Regions from separate parts of the Homo sapiens genome. Here region 1 is linked to region 2. Evidence: chromatin loops called from intact Hi-C (ENCODE). Cell type or tissue: dorsolateral prefrontal cortex. All regions are shown on one strand. Links, peaks and the distances in the headings refer to the core of each region. The heading gives the core; the rest is flanking DNA.

What was found. A loop is a pair of places that touch in the nucleus more often than their neighbours do. Peaks named below come from ENCODE experiments on the same cell type or tissue, not always from the same donor. Only the 100,000 strongest peaks of a DNase experiment are listed, where the experiment ranks them.
Region 1: it touches region 2 in a loop (3-fold over the local background); 4 of 110 quality-filtered maps call a loop at or near these places.

The regions. Positions count from the first base shown.
Region 1 is chr4:16,512,478-16,520,477 of GRCh38, reverse strand. The region is part of intron 5 of LDB2 (LIM domain binding 2); the gene reads left to right. All of the region lies in intron 2 of LOC105374505 (a long non-coding RNA gene), which reads right to left. Among named protein-coding and RNA genes, the nearest start is that of TAPT1-AS1, 290 kb to the right of the region's middle. In dorsolateral prefrontal cortex, for the core only: a CTCF peak has its summit at 3,489 (motif pointing left); a DNase peak (open chromatin) is centred at 3,487; H3K4me3 peaks cover 275 bases; H3K27ac peaks cover 3,055 bases.
Region 2 is chr4:17,439,348-17,455,478 of GRCh38, reverse strand. No RefSeq gene overlaps it. Among named protein-coding and RNA genes, the nearest start is that of QDPR, 65 kb to the left of the region's middle. In dorsolateral prefrontal cortex, for the core only: CTCF peaks have their summits at 7,387 and 7,598 (motif pointing right); a DNase peak (open chromatin) is centred at 7,611.

The sequences.
Region 1 (8,000 bases), core at 1-8,000, 930 kb after region 2:
CAGGAAATAAACCTCAATCATAATCTGATGTTTTGGACTTGCATCGCTTCTAAGGGAAAGTGTTTCCTCTATCCCTTGTTCTTCCTCTTCAGAGCAGAGTGAGTTTAGTCATGTGGATGCCTGTTATTCATTCTTATCTGCTTCTTAGTGGGGATTATTTGCTTTTTTGTTTTTTTTTTCTTTTAGATTCCATATATTTTTTCATTATGTGTTTCTTAATTAGAGAGACTCCTTCACTCTTAGATAAGAGTTTGTTTTTTAATCTCCCCCCACCCCCATCATCTGATGTCTTTCTGGTACGGATTTAGCCAGAGGAGTAAATTACTGGCGGTGGGGCGGCGGGGAGGGGAGGGTGAAAAAACCTGGCTGTGGAGTTGAACATTTGGTATTTATCACTGAATTCTAAATATGGGTTATTATCGGAGACGTTAGCTACTAAAATGCCATGTGCCATTGGCCTGATTACTACTCTTTGGGGCATTCATTGTTATCTAGTGACCCTAAGACTTCCAGAGACCATGTGACTTACTTCCCAAAGAAGCTTCTCAGTCCCATAATACATTGAGCGCCTGGCTCAGTGGGGCTGGCCTTTAAGGCCATAGCATTTCTCATCACAACAGTGTTCATCTTTTGCGTGCTGACCTAGTTCCAGGCTTTTGTATTAAGGGTTACTTACTTTGTTTCAAACTGTCAGAGATAAGTAGTATTATCCCCATTTTCTAGATGAGGAAACTGAGATTCAGAGAGGCTAAAATTCTTGGCCAAGAACACATAGCTAGATAATGGCTGACTTGGAGGGCTTGAACCCAGATGAATCTGGTTCCAAAACCTACACCCTTCTGCATCACCTACCTCTCTGTGTAGGTTTTGGAACCAGATTCATCTGGGTTCAAACCCCCAAGTTTGCCATGTATTAGCTCTGTCGATCAATACCATTTGCAAAGAGAAACACAAAAACAGTGAAAGGCTTTGAACTTGGTATCTTAGAAGTCATTTAAGCCACTGATATTCAGAGAGGTAAACAACATAGCAGTTACGAGTTAATAGTACAGGGTTGAAGTCAGAGAAACTTGACTGAACCTCTTCTCTGCCCTTCAAATAGCTGTACTGCCTTGGATACACTGTAGGAACCACATTCTTTATCACTAGTTCTGGATGATTTAATGGGTTTGGGTATGAGTTTTCTCACCTGTAAAAGTGGGCCAAAAGGTGGGGGTGAGGGTTAATGACATAATAATTTAAGGTGCATACTCCAGGGATAGACATAGACTAGGCATTCTGTAGATATTATTAATTAAGTTATGACTCAACAAATATTTGAGTATACCTAATACCGTGTTAAATAAAAAGAAAAGTAAAATATAGCTTGCCGTAGATAAGAGGTGAACGAGGCCACAAGAAAGGAAAATTTCTAATGCAAATATAAACACTGGGATGTGCAAAGATTCACGATAAGTGCTATAGAAGCAAAAGAGTCCCTTGCAGGATAGGATGGTCGGAGACAGAGGTGGGATTTGAGCTGGACCTTGGAGGACCTTAAATGGTTCAGATGGTGTGACTTAGTGTGGGCGACTGGTTCGCAACAAGTAAAGGAGCTCTCTCCAGGACATAACTCAACTATTTCACTGGGCATATTGTTTAGTTGATCTGATACCTTTTTAATGCAAAACTTTCTCAATAAAGTAAGCAGTGAATTGAACATGCTCTGCCTCAAGCTCTTTATCCTATTATGGAGACGTAACAAGTCATTTGCAGCCACCTTCTTGGAATAGTACCGATTTAGTTCAAGGGTCAACAAACTTTCTGTGAAGGACAAGATAGTGAGTATTTTTTAATTTGTGGGCTGTCCAACTACTGAGCTTTGCTGTAGCACAAAAGCAGCTATAGACAGTAAGAAAGCACGGATATTTAGTCCACAGGTCATAGTTTGCCAAATCCTAGTTAAGATGACTGAGAAAGAGGAGAGAAGGCCTTTTAAAAGCGAAAAAAAAAACAACACAAGCAAAGGTCTGAGCAACGCGTTGACCTAGCAACTCTGAAGAGACCTACATACAAAGAGTAGAGGGTTCAAGGCCATAGGATGTCACACAAAAAACATGGAATTAAAATGTTGATGGTAGACAGAGCCTAGATTGGGAGATAATCAAATACTGCTTTGTAGTTCACAGCCAACTCTGACAAGCACCACCTGTTCCTGAGATTCGGGCAATGAGATGCCCCAGAAGAATGGGTATGAGTGTGTAGTGAAAAGAATCAAATTTCTCCAGGAGAACTGTCAGATGAAAAGCAAAACAAGAGCAAAACACTGCACTGTCTACATTTGTTAGGTCCTCTGTTAATATGAAAAGGCAGGAATCCTGGGACTGAACTAAGAGCTTCCTGCCTGGCCAGGACATACATATGCATTGTGCAAAGCATTTTGCATGCAGGAGACAATCATTTATTCATCAAATGAACAAATTCATCACTTCAGAGCACACAGGACCATGCCTGATTTGTCTGTCATTAACAAATGACTCCTTGCTATAAATCTGGCCAAGCTATCTATTATCCATCCATCCATCCATCCATCCATCCATCCATCCATCCATCCATCCACTCATTCATCAAGTTCCTGTTGTGATTACAAAATTTCATACCAAAGGGTCAGTGTTGGGGCCAGAATCTCCAGAAAAAAGAGGTCAGAAGCATAGGAGAGCAAGCTCAACCTAAAACATTCACTAAATCTGCAAAAAGGTGTCCTTGGAACTTTGCCAGGATGAACAATGGCTTTCTTAGGGATCCTATCTGGACTTGACAGGGACACCATGTTTATGGGTTTTATATTCAAAGAGGGATCTCGGGCCTTGCTGATCCCTTCCCTTTCCACAGCGTCCTGGGATTCCTCATGGTATTCTTCACTCCGGTACTACCCCAGGAAGAGACCAAACAAAAGTGCAAGCCTGCATGCAGGCTGCTGCAGATGTTGCAGACATGTTGTCTTTGGCCTTTCTTTTTAGGCAAAGGGAAAAAGTCCAGTGGGCACTTTGTAGCTGTCCTGACTGTGCAGATTAGTTTTTTTCAACATCAAAGGACCATGTGTTATTATGCTCAGTTCTATAATGTGCATTTGACTGGTGTTTTTTTTATGTGTATGTGGAGTGGGGTAATGAGGAAAAGGCATATATCTTGTAACCTGGCTCATACTTATTACAAACAGGGGACTCTTCCTAGAGTCGATGGATGGGGCTATAGAGGATTCAACAACCACCAGAAATTTTGTACAAAATTTGAAAGACAGGCTGTATAGCCTTCACCAGATTCTCTTGAGGGTCTCAGACCTCAGGGAGGGTAGGAATGGCAGCTCCCAACGGATTTGACTAGCAACTAAGGGAACCCACTCCCCAAACCTGCTTCCTGATTTCATTTCATAATGCCCTAGGCCTTTGCTGTTGCCAAGATGCACTGGCTTACTGCCAAAGAAGACAGGCTCTTATCTGAGTTAGTTCTGCCACCTACAGCACAGAGCCCAGCAAAGCCATTGCATCTTTGCAGCAGAGAAGAAGCCTCATTTGCATACATGAATAAGGGGAGGGCTGCCTCTCCAGCCCCGGACTCTCCACTGGAAGAAAAATGACTTTGGGGATTCTCGATTAGCATTCAGAGATGCAAGCTCCTTTGGGGTGGGTTACAGCGATGGGAAGATATTTTTACATTAAAGGGAAAGGGATAAATTTTGAGGATTAGCACCTGAAAAAGAAATGTTGCTGAAAACCCAGAGAGGAAAGTCACTGCAAAAAAGGAAAAGACAATGAGCTCATGGGTCCTCACAATAAGTGTAACTCTCCCATTTTATAGCATGCCCAATGCTGATAGTCCTTTCTAGGTCCAAACAGGTCACCCCCACCGTCTACCTTGTCGTACAATGAAAAATACTTGCTTTGGAAGAATGTGATTTCCTAAGACAGGATAGTTTTGTTAATATACTTAAAGCATTTTTAAGGATTCCCTCTAAGGGCAGAGATTGTGTTATTCTCATTTTTGTGTCCCCAGCACCGAGCAGAATGCTTGATACTTAGGAGGAAGCTCAATAAATGTTTGTTTGTTGATGTAAAGTAATAGAAATGTAGTTTGTATTGCAACCTATGCATGCTTGCTAATATATAATTAATAATATCTACAGATTATTAAATAGTCATGCATTAGACATATTAACTCAAATTCTCACAACAGTATATAAGATGGGTATTGTTTTGCAGGTGAAACTGAAACCCAGTGTTTTTAAATAACTTACCCAAGGATGCATATCTAGTGAGAGTCAAAATCCATACCTAGGCTGGGCGTGGTGGCTCACGCCTGTAATCCCAGCACTTTGGGAGGTCGAGGTGGGCAGATCATGAGGTCAGGAGATTGAGACCATCCTGGACACACGGTGAAATCCCGTCTCTACTAAAAAAAATACAAAAAATTAGCTGGGCGTGGTGGCGGGCGCCTGTAGTCTCAGCTACTCAGGAGGCTGAGGCAGGAGAATGGTGTGAACCCAGGAGGCAGAGCTTGCGGTGAGCCAAGATCACACCACTGCACTCCAGCCTGGGCGACAGAGCGAGACTGTCTCAAAAAAATAAATAAATAAATAAATAAATAATAAAATAAATAAATAAATAAATAATCCATACCTAGACTTCTTAGCTTGTAAATCCATGTTTGTTCCACTCCACCCATGTATTTTATCTCCAGCATAAGCTCATTTACAATAAGTGGTAAATGAACCAAATGAAAATAATTTGAAAATGTTGAAAAGATTTTTAACTGTTTTAAATACTAAAAAAAATACTCTAAAATGTTTCCTAGTCTTTAGGATTTCTCTGAAGCTTTTCTTACCATTCTTGCTTAATAATAGATGCAGTGGTACTTCTTTGAGGGATAACCCACTCTTAAATCTACTTGCACAGATGACTGTGGAATCTTTCACTCCTTTTGGTCTGGTGAGCACTGATGGCTTGGAAAGGCAATGAAGTAGTCTGTAACTTACACTTTGATTTGTAGTAGCAAAGCATCTTTTTTTACAATTTTTATTTTAGATTCAGGAAGTACATGTGCAGGTTTGTGACACATGCATGTTATGTGATGCTGAGGTTTGGGCTTCTATTGACACCGTCACTCAAATAGTGAACATAGTACCTGATAGGTAGTTTTTCAACCCTCCCTCCTGCTTTTGGAGTGCCCAGTGTCATTGTTCCCATCTTTGTGCCCATATGTACCCAATGTTCAGCTCTCTTTTGTAAGTGAGAATATGCAGTATTTGGTTTTCTGGTTTTGTGTTCAGTCACTTAGGATAATGGACTCCAGCTGCATCCATGTTACTACAAAGAACATGATTTTGTACTTTTTTATGGCTGTGTAGTATTCTATGGTGAATGTGTACCACATTTTCTTTATCCAATCCACCACTGATGGGCACTTGGGTTGATTCCACGTCTTCGCTATTGTGAGTGGTACTGCAATGAACATATGAGTAAAGGTGTCCTTTTGGTAGAAGGATTTATCTTCATTTGGGGATATACCCTGTAGTGGGATCAGCAAGGAATTCTTAACAGAGTAATGCACACAGAGTCTTCATAATGTTGGAATATGGAGTTAACTCTATAGTAATCTTGCCTTTTTCACAGGTTTTTCCATATTAACACTTTAGATTTCAAAAAGGACATCAAAGTAAGCAAGATTGAAGATCCAGCATTACTAACCCAGGTCTCATTACTTTACAGCCTGGTTTATTAGGGTTGGTGTCTTGGCCCCTGTGATGTGCATATTCCTTGTGTTGTTCAGGCTTTAATCTTATTGTCTTCCAGAGAAATTACAAATGAAAGAAAAGTGCAGCTGGCCCTTAAATGGGGTGAGTGGTTTAAGCAAGCTTAGGTCAGTAATAGGTACAAACAACTGAAGAACCTTTCTAGGTAAACATAATTATCATGCTTAGACTTAAGAAGGAAGGAAGAGAACATGAGACAGTTGGTGGAAGTGAGAAGAGGATGGATTTAGAACTGGACACCACTGGGGGTTTGTGCAAGTCTTGCTGTCTCTATTATCTGTTCGAAAGCCCTGGATATATAGGTAAGTGGACCTCAAATTCTAGTCGTGTTTGTCAGAATTATGTGAGGGCATAGGGATACAAAAGTGTGATTCCTTTTCTTACCTATTATAAGGGTCACTCCTATAACAAAAGACAAGTTAACAAGAGAAAAGTATAACATATTTATTGAATCAAAGTTTTACATGACACAGGAGCCTTGAGAATGAAGACCCAAAGATACAGGAAAAATGATTCATTTTTATGTTTAGGCTCAATGAGGAATGCACAACTGTGTTGGACTGTGATTGGACAAAGAGAGTATGACCTAATGGGAATAACTGAATAGGGAAACGCAGCAAGGCCTGTCTGTTCAGATTCTTCTTTGTCTCTCCGTTCAGCATTCCTTCCTCCTGGATATGGGACAGGATCCTTGCTGGAATGTGGGTCTTATGACCTACTTCCAAAGCAGGTCACAGAATTTCTTTATGGTCAGCTCTTATACAGAAAGGCAGGGAAAAGTTAGAATAATATGTTTAGATTTTATGTCTACCTTTGGCGGGGATAGGTTCTGGTTTCTATGACCTTCCTTGGGGAAGAGGCATTCTAGTTTCTATGGCTTGCTGTGGGGGCGAATGAGGGATGGCAGAGTAGGGCAGGACAAAGTAAAAGACAAACTTTGCTTTATACAGAGGCCTTCACTTGGGGGTATCATTTTCTGAGCCCCAACAGGGGTATACAGATTTGGAACCCCACCTCAAGACCCAATGAAACAGAAGTGGCATAGCCCTGAAATCTGAATTTTTAACAGTCAGCCCATTTGATTCTGATGGAAGTGTTTCTTAGATCACACTTCGAGAAACGTCAGCATAGGAAGATCCTCCAGACTTTCTAAGAATCACTCTTTAAATGCATCTATTCGTTTGAGTTAAACTAGGAACACAGAGATAAAAGGCGTAGTCTCAGCCTTGGAAGAATTCATGGCCTAGTGGTAAAGGCAGACTTAGAAGCAGATGGTTTCATAGCATGAATGAGTGAGTCCATACAGCAGAAGGAGCTGGGTGCTATGGAGAACTGAAGAGAGGCACGCAGCTCAGCCTGTGTGGGGAGAGGTGCACATCTGGGAGGAAGGCTTAACAGAAGAAGTAACTATGTCTTCAAGGATGAGTGAGCATTTTCCAAGAGGAGGGGAGAGAAGAATTCCAGGTAGAGATGTGCAGTCTTCAGAGATATCAAGGCTCAGAGCTCAGAGGACCAAAAGCAGGGTGGCCTCTAGGGACATGTTCAAGATGAGGGATTGCATAAGAGGAGGGGCTAATAAGGAAGATAGGCTGATGACGCTGAAGACTGCACATGTCTTTCATAAAAGGTGATGCTTTTTCACAGAAGAAGGTGCATGGCCGATATTTATATCATTGTAATTGCAATAGTGATTAATGTGCAATTCCAAATTGTGGTCTCTGTCCTCATAAGTACAGTATTCTCAATGCAGTGGTATTCTGATGAGCTTCCAATTGAGAAGGAATTCGGAAAAGTCCAAGGCAATCCTAAATGGTTTTATCTTCTTGTTTTCCTCATTAATCTTTGTCATCAGATGTCTTAGACCAAAGTAAGGCTGAAAAAATTCTGACCAAAGGAAGGAACAAGGTGGCTGTATGCAGAACCACAAAAAAACCTCCCACATTGAATGAATGTTGACATATGTTATTTACAGTATCATCATGCATAAAATACAGATGAGTACATGAATAAAAATAAAATAGTATTCACCATCCACCTTTCTAAGAGTTAAGATCAAAAAGTGCCTGTAGTTGCCACTCTGTTCTCCAGTTTAAAAGATGGATTTCACTACCAATCTGCATAAACTAGCATTGTAACTCACAGCGTGTGGTTATACAAACAAGAACAGAAACCAGAGTAGAAATCGAAGCATGCTGAAAGAAGAGGGGTTTTT
Region 2 (16,131 bases), core at 4,564-12,563:
TGTTTCAGCAGGCATAAAAAGAGCATTAATCACTTTGTACATCTCTATCAGAGCTCTTGGATGACCAGGTGCATCGTCAATGAGCAGTAATATTTTGAAAGGAATATTTTGTTCTGAGCAGTAGATCTCAACAGTGGGCTTAAAATATTCAGTAAATTATGTGTAAACAGACATGCTGTCATCCAGGCTTTTTCCCCCTTCTTATAGAGCACAGACAAAGTAGATTTAGCATAATTCTTAAGGACCCCAGGATTTTTGGAATGGTAAATGAGCACTGGTTTCAACTTAAAGTCACCAGCTGCATTAGTTTCTGACAAGAGAGTCAGCCTGTCCTTTGAAACTTTGAAGACAGGCATTGACATCTCCTCTCTAGCTGTGAAAGTCCTATTTTGGCATCTTCTTCCAAAATAAGATTGTTTTATTTGCATTGAAAATCTGTTGTTTACGAGAACACATGGACACAGGGCGGGGAACATCACACACCAGGGCCTGTCGGGGGGTGGGGAGCTGGGGGAGGGATAGCATTAGGAGAAATACCTAATGTAAACGACGAGTTGATGGGTGCAGCAAACCAACATGGCACATGTATACCTATGTAAAAAACCTGCACGTTGTGCACATGTCCCCTAGAACTTAAAGTATAATAACAATAAAAAAAAGAAAATCTGTTGCTTAGTGTAATAACCTTCATCAGTGATCTTAGCTAGATCTTGTGAATAACTGGCTGCAGCTTCTTCATCAGCACTTGCTGCTTCACCTTGCGTTTTTGTTACAGAGAGAGTTTCTTTTCTTAAACCTCATGAACCAATCTCTGCTGGCCCCAACTTTTCCTCTGCAGCTTCCTCACTTCTCTCAGCCTTCGTAGAACTGAAGAGAGTTAGGGCTTTGCTCTGTATTAGACTTTGGTTTAAGGGAATATTGTGGCTGACTTGATCTTCTATCCAGATCACTGAAACTTTCTCCATATTAGCAATAAGAGTGTTTCACTTTCTTACCATTCATGTGTTCACTGGAGTAGTACTTTTAATTTCCTTCAAAAACTTTTCCTTTGCATTTACAACTTGATTAACAGTTTAGTGCAAGAGGCTTAGCTTTGGCCTAGCTGGGCTTTTGACCTGCCTTCTTCCCTAAGCTTAATCATTTCTAGCCTTTGATTTAAAGTGAGAGACCTGTGACTCTTCCTTTCTTTTGAACACTTGGAATCCATTGCAGGGTTATTAATTGTCCTAATTTCAATATTGTTGTGTCTCAGGGAATAGGGAGCCCAAAAGGGAAGTGGACTAGTCAGAACACATAAAACATGTATCAATTAATTTCACTGTCTTATATGGGCATGGTTAGTGGTGCCCCAAAACAATTATAATAGTAGCATCGAAGACTATGGGTCACAGATCACAATAACAGATATAATAATAATGAAAAAGCTTGAAATATTGCAAGAACTACTAAAATGTGACACACAGACATGAAGCGAACATATGCTGTTGAAAAAATGATGATGCCAATAGACTTAGTTGACACAGGATTGCCACAAACCTTCAATTTCAAAATATGCAACAAAGCAAAGTGCAATAAAAGGAGGTATGCCTTTAGTAAAAACTGGAAGTCAAACTTATAAAGGGGTGAAAACAAGAAGGGTTGATCACTTTGTGCAGACCTTTAGTTTTGTCTTCCAGTCCTTCCCACACTGCAATGCATGACCTAGCAAATTTCAGGGTCTCTAGCGTGCAGCAGAAAGCTTCATAGTCAAAGTTAGTTTTAGAGTTTGGTGACCTAATTCTTTTGTCTTTGTTTTTGTCTCTGCAAATTCCTTACATTTGTGCCAGCTTACTTAGTGATGCATTTCAAAGATAGTTTAAAAAAAGATTTCATTTCGTATTTTAGTGATTTTCCATTAGAAGGGTAGTTCGAAGTACCTGGTCTTCCATCCTGCTGGAAATAAAAATCCCTTTAATGCCTGTACTAGTCAGGGTTCTCCAGTGAAACAGAACAGTATATAAAACTACACATTTATATATGTATTTAAAGAAAGAGATTTGTTATAAGGAATTGGTTCGTGTGACTATGGAGGATGAAAAGTCCTGAGATGTGCAATCAGCAAGCTGGAGGCCTAGGAGAGCCAGTGGTGCGGTTTCAGTATGAGAGCTGACAGGCTCAAGACCCTAGAAAAGCTGATACCTGATACAATCCCATTTGTTTATTTTTGCTTTTGTTATATCAAACTAAAAAACTTCTGCACAGCAAAGGAAACAATCAACAGAGTAAAAAGCCTACAGAATGGGAGATTTTTTTTTTTTTTTTTTTTTTTTATTAGATGGAGTCTTGCTCTGTCACCAGGTTGGAGTGCAGTGGCGCGATCTTGGCTCACTGCAACCTCCACCTCCTGGGTTCGATTCCCCTGCCTCAGCCTTCTGAGCAGCTGGGACTACAGGCGTGCATCACCACACCCGGCTAATTTTTTTTTTTTTTTGTATTTTAGTAGAGATGGGGTTTCACCATGTTGGCCAGAATGGTCTCGATCTCCTGACCTCAGGTGATTGTGGCATGATCTCAGCTCACTGCAACCTCCGCCTCCTGGGTTCAAGCGATTCTCCTGCCTCAGCCTCCTGAGTAGCTGGGATTATAGGCGTGCCCCACCATGCCTGGCTAACTTTGTATTTTTAGTAGAGACGGGTTTTCTCCATGTTGGTCAGGCTAGTCTCGAACTCGTGACCTCAGGTGATCTGCCTGCCTTGGCCTCCCAAAGTGCTGGGATTACAGGTGAGAGTCATCACGCCTGGCTGAGACTGGGTAATTTACAAAGAAAAAGAGGTTTAATGGACTCACAGTTCCACATGGCTGGGGAGGTCTCACAATCATGGCAGAAGGCAAAGGAAGAGCAAGGTCACATCTTACATGGCAGCAGGAAGGAGAGAACTTGTGCAGGGAAACTCCCATTTATAAAACCATCAGATCTCGTGAGACTTATCCACTATCACAAGAACAGTGTGGGAAAGATCCACCCCCGTGATTCAATCACCTCCAACTGGGTCCCTCCCATGACACACGGGAATTATGGGAGCTACAATTCAAGATGAGATTTGGGTGGAGACACAGCCAAACCATATCATCAGAGAACTGCATATCAAAACCACAGTGAGGTATCATCTCACCCCAGTTAGGATGGTTATTATCAAGAAGATTAAGAAAAAATGCTGGCAAGGATGTGGAGAAATGGGAACTCTTACTCTTGGTGGGAATGTAAACTAGCACAGCCACTGTGGAGAAGAGTATGGAGGGTCATCAAAAAGCTACAGATAAAACTGTCATATGATCCAGCAGTCCCATTTATCCAAAGGAAAGAAAATCAGTGTATTGAAGAGACATCTGCAGTCCCATGTTTATTGCAGCTCTTTTCAAAATAGCCAAGATATGTAATGAACCTAGGTGTTCAACAACAGATAAATAGATAAAGAAAATGTGGCATATATACACAATGGAACACTATTCAGCCATAAAAAGGAATGAAATCCTGTCATTTGCGGCAACATGGATGGAACTGGAGGAAATTATGTTGTTAAGTACAAGTCAGGAACAGAAAGTTAAACACCACATATTCTCAGTCATATGTGGAAGCTAAAAAATAGTTGATCTCATAGAAGTAAGAAATAGAACAGAGGAGACTAGAAGGTGGGAAGCGTAAAGAGAAAGGGGGATAGGAAGAGATTGGTTAAGGTTATAAAATTACAGTTAGATAGGAGGCATAAGTTCTAGTTTACCACAGCACTGTAGAATGACTATAGTTAACAATAATTTATATAGTTTCAAATAGCTAGAAAGAGAGCATTGAATGTTCCTGATACAGAATTGCTGGGTCCTGGCTAACCTCCACCCTCAAGCCTGGAACCTGGGCCCTAAGTGAAAGCAGCTGACCTCATTTTTTCTGCTCAAATAATTGCCTTTTTGGCCCTCCCCACCCCCATCCTGTGCCCATAAAAAGACTTCGTCTGGCAGAGCAACACAAGTGGCTGGTGCAAGTGGTTGGGGATGCAAGCTGCTGAGCCTCGGAGATACAAGTTGGTGAACTTTGGGGATACAAGCAGCTGAGCATCAGAGACTATGGAGACGCAGTTAACTTCAGATGGTTCAGTTTCAGGGAAAGATCATCTTCTTCCCATACCACCCCCTTTCCAATTCCCCATCCCACTGAGTGCCACTTTTATCACCCAGTAAAATCCTCCACATACACTACCCTTCAAATAGTTCATGTGACCTGATTCTTCCTGGATACCGAACAAGAACTCAGGTGTCAAAAAGGACAGGTGCAGGAGGCTATCACTCTGACCCTTCACTGAGCTGCTAACAGTTAGCCATCCATGGACTGCAGGCTGAGTGAAATGAGCCACTCCAGTTCCTGCCCACAAAGGGGGTCGAGGTCAAGGAAACAATCCCATCTCAGTCCCAACACAAAAAAAAGATAAATGTTTGCCATGATGGTTATATTAATTGCCCTGATCTGATCACTATGCCTTACATATGTATTGCAATATCACTAAGTATGCCATACATATGTACAATTATGTGTCAATTAAAAAAATTAAAAATAAATAACTAAAAAGAAAAAGAGCTGATGTTTCAGTATGAGTCTTAAGGCCTGAAAAGACCAATGTCCTGGCTCAAGGCAGTTAAGCAGGAGAAGTTTCCCTTTATTCAGACTTTTTGTCCTGTTAAGGTCTTCATTTGATTGGATGGGGTCCTCCCACATTAGGGAAGGCAATCTTCTTTTCTTAGTGTACTGATTCAAATGTTAATCTCATCCAGAAACACCCTCACAGACACACCCAGTATAACGTTTGACCAGATATCTGGGCATCTAATGGCCCAGGCAAACTGACACATAAAATTAACCATCACAATGGATTATCCACAAAAGGGCAGCTATCTCCCTAAGGGGAATTCAGCTCTAGCTTTTGAAGTTTTTTTTCCTCTTTGTCACATGCATTATCCTATGTAGATCTGGTCATTCATTTATTCATCAAGGACCTCCTGAGAGCCTGCTGTGTGCCAGACACTACTTTGGATACTGGGGAGACAGTGAACAAAGTAGACTTATTGTGTAAAAAAAGTACACACTGGCAGTATCCTAATTTTGTGTAAATGGCTTCTGAAAATGTGCATAAAATAAAATGTAAGAAAATCTAAACAATAGGCTTATCTAGTATTAAGGGAGGGTTCATTCAGAAAAAAGCTAAGAAATATTATAAAACTTCTATTTATATCTTGCCTTTTAGTCATAATTTTGACAACAGATTCCCAACTTTTCAGAATATTTCTAAATTTGTTTTGATTGTTGTCTTTCTATGAGTGAACACACAATTGCTCTTGTTAAGCCCCATGAGTGTGTGTTTGAAGCTAAAGATGCGTCATTTTAGACACATATAATGGTCTCCATCTCTATCTCACTTCTAATAGGTTTGTGATATTTACAGTTCTTATCAGGTATTAGGGTTTTTATTTTTTAGGTTTTCACTTACTATACGACATAAGGACCAACGCTCTGCAACTTTACTAAAGAAAATAAATAATCTTTATACACTGATTACTTAGTTATGGGCATTTTGTTAAGTGCCTTATGAATATTATCTTTTTAAATCCTGGGATAGGAGTACATCCCTGGACCATTTATAGAACTGCATTCTGTTCAATGAGTTATTACAGAGAAAGGGAAGTGGATGAAGTTGAAAAGATCATCATGCCATAATGGATAGTACACAAAAGACATAATTAGCATGAAAAAAATTCAGCTTATTCAAATAGAACTGTAGTTACTCTAATGAATAAATGATCCCTTGATTATACTTTCAAGTAATACCAAGTCTAAAAATGGTTGTTAAACCAACAACTTCTAAGTTTTAATTGATTTGGAATGAATATGTGGGCCTCCATTATCATAAGCCAGACCAATGTAGTTGAGATGCCCATTTTCCCACTATTCCTAGCCCTGAACTTGGCTAAACTGCTCAACTCTTTGAGCCTCAGTTTATTTTTCTGCAAAATGGGAGCAATCGTAAGAACGTCAAAGGATGCGAAAAGGATAAAGTAATTTATCCTTTAATAAAGGATAAAATAAAGTTTAATAAATAAAATAAAAGAACATACAGTTTGGAACTTGGAACATCATAGTTGTTTGAAAAATATTTGGGCTTCTATTTCCTGCAGTCAGGTATATTCTAAGTATTCAATGAATATTTGTTGGAGGTGTTGAATTCCAATATCTATAAGCAAAGAGAAGTATTATATTAAAATAAAATTAGTTATTGAATTTGGTGTTAAATAGTTTAGTCTAGAGCTGCCTCTTTACATATTTTAAGTTCAGCCTAAAGATTTCTCTGTACATCATGAACTATAACCTAAACGGAGATATAAACAGACTGTAACCTACTCTTGTGCCAATCACCGAGTTTTGGCCAGTCAAAGGGTGCCAACTGTTCAAACCGTGTTCAAATAAGGTAAATGCCTGAGCTGTCACCAGTCCAGCTGTTTGTATACCTCACTTCTGTTTCCTGTGTGTCACTTTCCTTTTTCTGTTCATAAATCTTCTTCCACCCTATGGCTGCTCTGGACTCTCTGAGCCTACTCTGGCTCTGGAGGCTGGCTGATTCATGAATCATTCTTGCTCAATTCAACTGTTACATTTACTTTGGCTAAGGTTTTTCTTCTAACATTGGAAAGAAAGCTGAAACCTTTCAAACTTTACTCTTGAATCTTCTTTTCCTTGTCAGGGAACTCTTCAAGGGTGGATGTCCTGGAATGGCCAATTATTTGTCTAAATGCTTTGTTTCTTTCCTAACCAATTAGGCTAAAACACCTCTGGTAAACAAATAGGCATACAGGCCCCCCGCCCTCACCACCCCATAAATAAGACTGTAGGTGAGAAAGGCAGGGAGGCTGCACTTTCCCCTTCTGATCTGTGCAGGGGAGGTTTCTGCTTCAGGGGATGTGGAGGAGACTGGTCCTGGCTTAGTCTTCTTAGGTAAATCTTTGGCGGGAGCAGCAAGCTGCCCCTTCTAATCTGCCTTCCAAGTGCATGTAGTGGTTCATGGCACTGCTTTACAAGAGGGATGGGTTTGATGGGTGGAGCACTTGCACATTTTTAACTTATAAAAGTCCTTGTGAGCCAGGCACAGTGCCTCATGCCTGTAATCCCAGAACACTGGGAGGCTGAAGTGGGAGGATCACTTGAGGCCAGGAGTTGGAGACCAGCCTGGGCAATATAGTGAGACTCTGTTTCCACCAAAAAAAAAAAAAAAAAAAAAGAAAAAAAAGAAAAAAAAATTAGCTGGGTGGTGGCACACACCTGGAGTGTTAGCTACTCAACAGGCTGAGGTTGGTGAATTGCTCAAACCTAAGAGGTTGAGGCTTCAGTGAAGTTGGTTATGATTGTACCACTGGGCATCCAAGTCTGGGCAACAGAGAGAGACCCTGTGTCCAAAAAACAACAACAAAAAAGTTATTGTGAAACCCTTAGAAGAGACAGTACCAGAGCTTATCAGTATCTGGTTTTTCTTTCCTTTCTGGGTCCACAGAGGATTACATTTCCTAGGTCCTTTGCCAGTAGGTGGAGCTATGTGTCCAGTTTCACTTCAGAGCCCAAGCATAGAACATACAGATGTTGGTACTGCCACACACTCTCTTCAATCTTGTCTTGAGATGTTAGAGCCACAAGGCAAGGGACATGTAGTTTGCTGAGTTACTGCATTGACCTTAGTTGTCCTGGAGAGCTGCCCAGACATACAGTAGATGTAGCAAACATGAAGAGTAAACTATTATGGTATGAAGGCACTTAAATTTGAGGGCTATCTGTTACTGCCTCATAATCTGGTTTATTCTGACTAATTGAGCCTCGCGGGGAAGGTTTGAAATGGGGTAGAAAGTATTCTGTGCTACCAACAAAATATCCTAAAACTATGCCAAATAGTCTACTGGTAAATGATGGGGAATCAAGACTGGAGGTGGGAAATGAGGGGAAGGAAAGCAATGAATCTGGAGAAGCTGCAACAGAATTACTGTCTAAAATCATGATCAATTGCTTTTTCTGGGTTTTGAGTTAGCCTGTAACCTTCCTGCATTCCAGGATTCTCAAATAAATTCTATGCCTTTGCCTATCTCAAAGGAATCTCCTCGAAGACCATCGTTTTTGAAATGCCTTGAAGATTGCTTACAGCAGAAACCAGCTCAGCACCTGTCTGTTGCCAAGTTTCTTTGCAAGTAAGGAATGATAGTCGTATGACTTTAAACTATCATTCTTCCTTCACTTGAAGTGAGCAAATTTGAGTCAACAAATAACGATGGGAGCTTACATCAAGTGACTGTGCTTGGCTGTGGGGCTACCAAGATGAAGAAGGAATGCTCCTGCCCTCGAGGAGCTCACAGTCTAGTGGGAGGGAACAATGCGGACATAACTGGCTACGGAACAAGTTAGCCTGGGGAAGGGCTTCAGCAGAGGCATAAACAGAAAAAGTCAGGGTCCAGAGGGAGAGAGATCTGTTCTCTTTGTTGGGGAGGGGTCTGGGAAGGCTGTATTTTAAGTTAGTACTTGAAGGATGACAAAGACCTTGATGGTTTTCTGTGAGGTATGAAAAACTGCCAGTGTTGTATCTCTAGCTTTAGGAGTTTTATTCCTATGCTGCAGAAAAATCCAGCTCGGGAGATGTGTAATTTAAGCATTTTCAAAGCCCATATAACCAGAGATCTGGGCTAATGGGAAAATAGTCATAACATTGCCGCTAAATGCAATAACTTGTTGATATATTTTGCTCAATTACCCTTGTTAATGATTCATCAATCTTTTTTTGCTTCCTGCACTAAAAAAATCTTGCTGCAGAATTTTGCCCAAACATATACACACCCAGTTTTTGGCCCTTGGCAGCCTTCCTAAGTGGAGAGTATTTTCCACATGTGGTTGTTGACATGTAGATTTTGAAATTCAAAAACAATGGATACATACAAGAGGGAGAGGAGACTGAGAATGTATCCTCCATGACACACAAAGATCAGTGTTTTTTACAAGGTGGTCCCGGCTGGGTGTGGTGGCTCATGCCTATAATCCCAGCACTTTGGGAGGCTGAGCTGGGCGGATCACATGAGGCCAGGAGTTCCAGACCAGCCTGGCCAACACGGTGAAACCCTGTCTCTACTAAAAATACAAAAAAAAAAAGAAAAGAAAAGAAAAGAAAAAAAATTAGCCGGACGTAGTAGGGTGCGCTTGTAGTCCCACTTACTCGGGAGGCTGAGGCAGGAGAATCACTTGAACCCAGGAGGCAGAGGTTGCAGTGAGCCAAGATCATGTCACTGCACTCCAGCGTGGGTGACAGAGCAAGACTTCAACTGAAAAAAAAAAAAAAAGTGGTCCCTAGAACACTAATTTTGGATGAATTAATAAATGTGGTATAAAAAAGGATTATATGGTATGTTTTTTGTCAGTGTGGCAACTATCAATTTATTACCTCTCAGCTCCAAATTCACCCTTTTGTTACCAGCTCCACAGTGAAGCCTTAAGCATTGCTCTTTTGTAGCAAGCATGGTGTTAAGCTTTCTCAGTAGAGGAACACCGGAGAAACATTGCAGGAGGAGGGGGATCCTCTTCCTGCTGGCTGCAACCACACCTTTTCCAACAAGGTCTGAATCCCAGCCTTGGGGAGGCCCCAACTTCCAAGTTTGCTTCTCCTTGGATGCTCTTCCTTGGCCCTGGAGTATTCGTCAGTGTACTCTTCACATCTCTATAGTTACTCCCCTGTTGTTTTTATTTTATTTATTTTATTTTTTTTTGTTTGAGATGGAGTCTCGCTCTGTCACCCAGGCTGGAGTGCAGTGGTGTGATCTCGGCTCACTGCAACCTCTGCCTCCTGGGTTCAAGTGATTCTCCTGCCTCAGCCTCCTGAGTAGCTGGGATTACAGGCACCCACCACCATGCCCAGCTAATTTTTGTATTTTTAGTAGAGATGGGGTTTTGCCATGTTGGCTAGGCTGGTCTTGAACTTCTGACTTCAGGTGATCTGCCCACCTTGGCCTCCCAAAGTGCTGGCATTACAGGCGTGAGCCACCACACCTGGCCTCCTGTTATGTTTAATAAGGGTTTATATTAAACAAGTGAGTGAGTTCTCATGAGATCTGATGGTTTTATAAGAGGCTCCTCCCCCTTTATTCGGCAGTTTTCCTTCCTACTGCATTGTGAAGAAGGTGCCTTGCTTCTCAAGTTCTGCCATGATTGTAAGTTTCCTGAGGCCTTCCTGGCCATGCTGAACTGTGAGCCAATTAAACCTCTTTCCTTTATAAATTACCCAGTCTTGGGCAGTTCTTTATAGCCATATGAAAACAGACTAGTACAGTAAATTGGTACTGCAGAGAGTGGGGTACTGCTATAAAGATACCCCAAAATGTGGAAGCAACTTTGGAACTGGGTAATAGGCAGAGGTTGGGAAAGTTTAGAGGACTGAGAAGAAGAGAGGAAAATGTGGGAAGGTTTGGAACTCCCTAGAGACTTGTTGAATGGCTTTGACCAAAATGCTGATAGTGATATGGACAATCAGGCTGAGGTGGTTTCAGATGAAGATGAGGAACTTGTTGGGAACTGTAATAAAGGTGATTCTTGCTGTGCTTTAGCAAAGAGACTGGTGGCATTTTGCCCCTGCCCTACAGATCTGCAGAACTTTGAACTTAAGAGAGATGATTTAGCGTATCTGGGAGAAGAAATTTCTAAGCAGCAAAGTGTTCCAGAGGTGACTTGGATGCTTGTAAAAGCATTCGGTTTTATGCATTCACAAAGAGATGATTTGAAATTAGAACATCTGTTTAAAAGGGAAGCAGGGCATAAAAGTTTAGAAAAATTGCAGGCTAATTTCTAACGCAATGTGTTAGAAAATAAAAACCCATTTTCTGAAGAGAAATTCAAGCCAGCTGCAGAAATTTGCATAAGTAATGAGGAGCCAGATATTAATCGCCAAGACAATGGGGAAAATTTCTCCAGGGCATGTCAGAGGTCTTCATGGCAGCCCCTTCCATCACAGGCCCAGTGGCCTAGAAGGGAAAATGGTTTTGTGGGGTGGGCCCAGGGCCTTGCTGCTTTGTGCGGTCTCAGAACTTGGTGCCCTGCAACCCAGTTGTGGCTAAAAGGGGCCAATATACAGCTCAGGCTGTTGCTTCAGAGGGGAAAAGCCCCAAGTCTGGGAGGCTTACATGTGATGTTGAGCCTGCAGGTACATAGAAGTCAAGAATTGAGGTTTGGAAACTTGCATCTAGATTTCAGAGGATGTATGGAAATGCCTGGATGTCCAGGCAGAAATTTGCTGCAGGAGCAGAGCCCTCATGGAGAACCTCTCTTAGAGCAGTGTGGAAGAGAAATGTGGGGTTGGGGTCCCCACACAGAGTCCGCACTGGGGCACTGCCTAGTGGAGCTGTGAGAAGAAGGCCATCATCCTCCAGACCCCAGAATGGTAGTTCCACTGACAGCTTGCACAGTGTGCCTGGAAAAGCCACAAACACTCAATGCCAGCCCATGAAGGCAGCTGGGAGGGGGGCTGCGCCCTGCAAAGCAACAGGAGAAGAGCTGCCTAAGGCTGTGGGAGGCCACCTCTTGTATCAGTGTGACCTGGATGTGAGACATGGAGTCAAAGGAAATCATTTTGGAGATTTAAGATTTGACTGCCCCACTGGGTTTTGGATTTGCATGGGGCCTGTAGTCCTTCATTTGCGCCAATTTCTCCCACTTGGAATGGGTGTATTTACCCAATGCCTGTACCCCCATTGTATCTAGGAAGTAACTAACTTGCTTTTAATTTTGCAGGCTCATTGGTGGAAGGAACTTGCTTGTCTTGTCTCAGATGATACTTTGAACTTGGACTTTTGGGTTAATGCTAGAATGAGTTAAGACTTTGGGGGACTGTTGAAAAGGCATGATTGTGTTTTGAAATGTGAGGACATGAGATTTGGGAGGGACCAGGGATGAAATGATATGGTTAGGCTTTGTGTCCCCACCCAAATCTCATCTTGAATTGTAATCCCCATTATACCCACGTGTCAAGGGACAGAGCAGGTGGAAGTAATTGAATCATGAGGGCGGTTTCTCCCATGCCGTTCTCATGATACCGAGTGAGTTCTCATGAGATCTAATGGTTTTATAAGAGGCTCTTCCCCCGTTACTCATCACTTCTCCTTCTTGCCACCTTGTGAAGAAGGTGCCTTGCTTCCCCTTTGCCTTCTGCCATGATTGTAAGTTTCCTGAGGCTTTCCCAGCCATGCTGAACTGTGAGTCAATTAAACCTCTTCCTTTATAAGTTACTCAGTCTCAGGCAGTTCTTTATAGCAGTGTGAAAACTGACTAATATAGTCTATTATTCCATTTCTATTATGTCCATGAGTACCTGAAGTTTAGCTCCCACTTATGAGACTGTGTGGTATTTGGTTTTCTCTTCCTGTGTTAATTCACTTAGGATAATGGCCTCTAGCTGCATTCATGTTGCTGCAAAGGATATGATTTTATCCTTTTTTATGAGTGTGCCGTAGTCCAGTGTCTATGTACTACATTTTCTTTACCCAATTCACCATCGATGGGCACCTAAGTTGATCCCATATCTTTGCTATAGTGAACAGTGCTGCAATGAACATATAAGTGCATGTACCTTTTTTGTAGAACAGTTTATTTTCCTGTGGTTATATAATGAGATGTCTGGGTCAAATGGTAATTCTGTTTTAAGTCCTTTGAGAAATCTCCAAACTGCTTTCCAAGTGTCTGAACTAAGTTACATTACCACCAACAGTATGTAAGCATTTCCGTTTCTCTGCAGCTTTGCCAGCATCTGTTATTTTTTTGACTTTTTAATAATAGCCATTCTGACTGGTGTGAAATGGTATCCCATTGTGGTTTTGATTTGCATTTCTCTGATGATTAATGATGTTGAGCAATTTTTGTATGCTAGTTGGCTGCTTGTATGTCTTCTTTTGAGAAGAGTCTGTCATGTCCTTTGTCCGCTGTTTTTCTTTTTGACATAGGGTCTCACTCTGTCACCCAGGCTGCAATGCAGTGGTGTGATCAGGGCTCACTGCAGCTTCAGCCTCCTGGGCTGAAGCAATTCTCCCACCTCAGCCTCCTAAGTAGCTGAAAGTATAGGCACAGGCCACCACACCTGACTAATTTAAAAAAATTTCTTTCTTTCCTTTTTTTTTTTTTTTTTTGTAGAGATGAGTTCTCACTATATTGCCCAGGCTGATTTTGCCCACTTTTTAATGTGGCTATTTGTTTTTTTTCTGCTTGTTGAATTGTTTAAGTTCTTTACAGATCCTGGACATTAAACCTTTGTTGGGTACATAGTTTGCAAACATTTTCTCCCATTCTGTAGGTTGTCTGTTTACTCTGTTGATAGTTTCTCTTGCTGTGCAGAAGCTCTTTAGTCTAATTAAGTCCCACTTGTCAATTTTTGTTTTTGTTGCAGTTGCTCTTGAGGACTTAGCCGTAAATTCTTTGCCAAGGCTAATGTTGAGAAGAGTATTTCCCAGGTTTTTGTCTGGGATTTTTATAGTTTGAAGTCTTATATTTAAATTTTTAATTCTTCTTGAGTTAATCTTTTTGTATGTGGTGAAAGGTAGGGGTTCAATTTCATTTTTCTGAATATGGCTACCTAGTTTTATCTCAGCATCACTTATTGAACAGGGAGTCCTTTCCCCATTGTTTATTTTTGTTGACTTTGTAGAAGATCAGATGGTTGTAGGCATGTGGCTTTATTTCTGGGTTCTCTATTCTGCTCCATTGGTTTATGTGTCTGTTTTTATACACTGTAGTACCATGCTCTTTTGGTTACTGTAGTTGTATAGCATAGTTTGACAACAGGTAATGTGAGGCCTCCAGCTTTGTTTCTTTTTGTTTGGCTGTTTGGACTCTTTTCTGGTACTACATGAATTTTAGAATAGTTTTTTTTTTTCTAATTCTGTGAAAAATGATGTTGGTAGTTTGATAGGGATAGTGTTGAATCTATAGATTGCTTTGGGTAGTATTACCACTTTAATGATACTGAGTCTTCCAATGCATGAGTATGGAATGTTTTTCCATTTGTTTGTATCATCTATAATTTCTTTCAGCAGTGTTTTGTATTTCTCCTTGTGGAGATCTTTCATCTCCTTGGTTGGATGTATTCCTAGGTATTTTTTTTATTTTATTATTTTATTTGTGACTATTGTAAATGAGATTGTGTTCTTGTTTGGCTCTCAGCTTGAACATTATTGGTGTATAGAAATGCTACTGATTTTTGTACACTGATTTTGTATACTGAAACTTTACTGAAACCTCTTTTTCCATTCTAGGGGCCTTTTTGTAGAGCTCTTAGGTTTTCTGGGTATAGAATCATATTATTGGAGAAGAAAGATAATGTGACTGCTTCTTTTTCTATTTGGATGCTTTTTCTTTCCTTTTTTTGCCTGATTGCTCTTGCTAAGATTTTCAGTACTATGCTGAATAGGAGTGGTGAGAGTGGGCATTCTTGTCTTATTCCTATTCTTAAGGGGAATGCTTCCAGCTTTTGCCCATTCAGTATGATGTTGGCTGTCAGTTTGTCATAGATGGCTTTTATTATTTTGAGGTATGCTTCTTTGAAGCCTAATTTGTTGCGGCACATGTTCTTTTCTTTTCCATTTTTTTTTTTTTTGAGATGGAGTCTCGCTCTGTTGCCCAGGCTGGAGGCTGGAGTGCAGTGGCACAATCTTGGCTTAGTGCAACCTCTGCCTCCCAGGTTCAAGTGATTTCCCTACCTCAGCCTCCCTGTAGCTGGGATTACAGGTGTGTGCTACCACAGCAAGCTAATTTTTGTATTTTTAGTAGAGACAGGGTTTTGCCATGTTGGCCAGGCTGGTCTTGAACTCCTGACCTCAAGTGATCCATCCACCTCGGCCTCCCAAAGTTCTGGGATTACATGTGTGAGCCACCATGCTTGGCCCACATTTTCTTATATAATATGAAAAAATCCACGTTAATTCACATTACCACTGATCTCATTAGGAAAAAAATTTTAAGTATTAGCAGTTATCAAGCTCATGATGTCAGATAAAAGGTTTCCAAAATGCTAAGATTCACTTGAAATCTGAAGTTTATCATTGGCAAGAATATGTTTGCCAAATAATTAAGTCTGAATAACTGTAATTTGTCTGTCAGTCATCCTCATAAATATGAAATTTTTAAAAAATGGAAAAGTAGCTAATTCCGTTTGTAGCTCAAACAATCATAAGTATTTTTTCTCATGACAAACCACAGTATTTTGGTATGCAGTGAAAGAGCTTTATGTCTACATTATATTTCATCACAAACAATATTAAGATGTGTACTCAAAAGTGAGATTTAAAAAAAGTCTTTTTTTTCTGTTGCATTAAGTGATAAGGCAAAACTTATATTTTATTTATTTATTATTGATTTTATTTTTTAATTTTCGGAGACAAGGTTTTGCTCTGTCATCCAGGCTGGAGCACAGTGGCATAATCATGTTTCACTGCAGCCTCAACCTCCCAGGTTCAAGTGATCCACCTCAGTGTTCCAAGTAGCTGTGACTGCAGTCATGCACCACCATGCCTAATGTTTTATTTATTGAAGAGATAGGGTCTTGCTATGTTGCCCAGGCTGGTCTCAAACTCCTGGGCTCAAGCTATCTTTCTGCCGTGGCCTTCCAAAGTGCTGGGATTACAGGCATGAACCACAGTTCCTGGCAAGAATTTGCATTTAAAAAACTATGACTGCATGGGGTGAAAACTACAATGACTACTAAGTACAGTTTGGTATTCTACTGTGATTTGTGATAAGGACCAGCCATTTTACCCATTGCTATAGTTTGGATATTTGACCCTCCAACCCTCATAATGAAATTCAATCCCCAGTGTTGGAGGTGGGGTGCAGTCAAGGTGTCTGGGTCACAAGGGTGGATCCCTCGTGAATAAGTTAAGGCCTTCCTTGGGTGGGAGATGAATGAGTTCTCGCTCTGTTAGCTCCTGAGAGAGCTGGTTATTTATAAAAAGCTTGGCACCTCCCCTCTCTTTTGCTCCCTGGCCACGTGATCTCTGCACAAGCCAGCTCCCCTTCTCCTTCTACCATGAGTAGAAGCAGCCTGAGACCCTCACCAG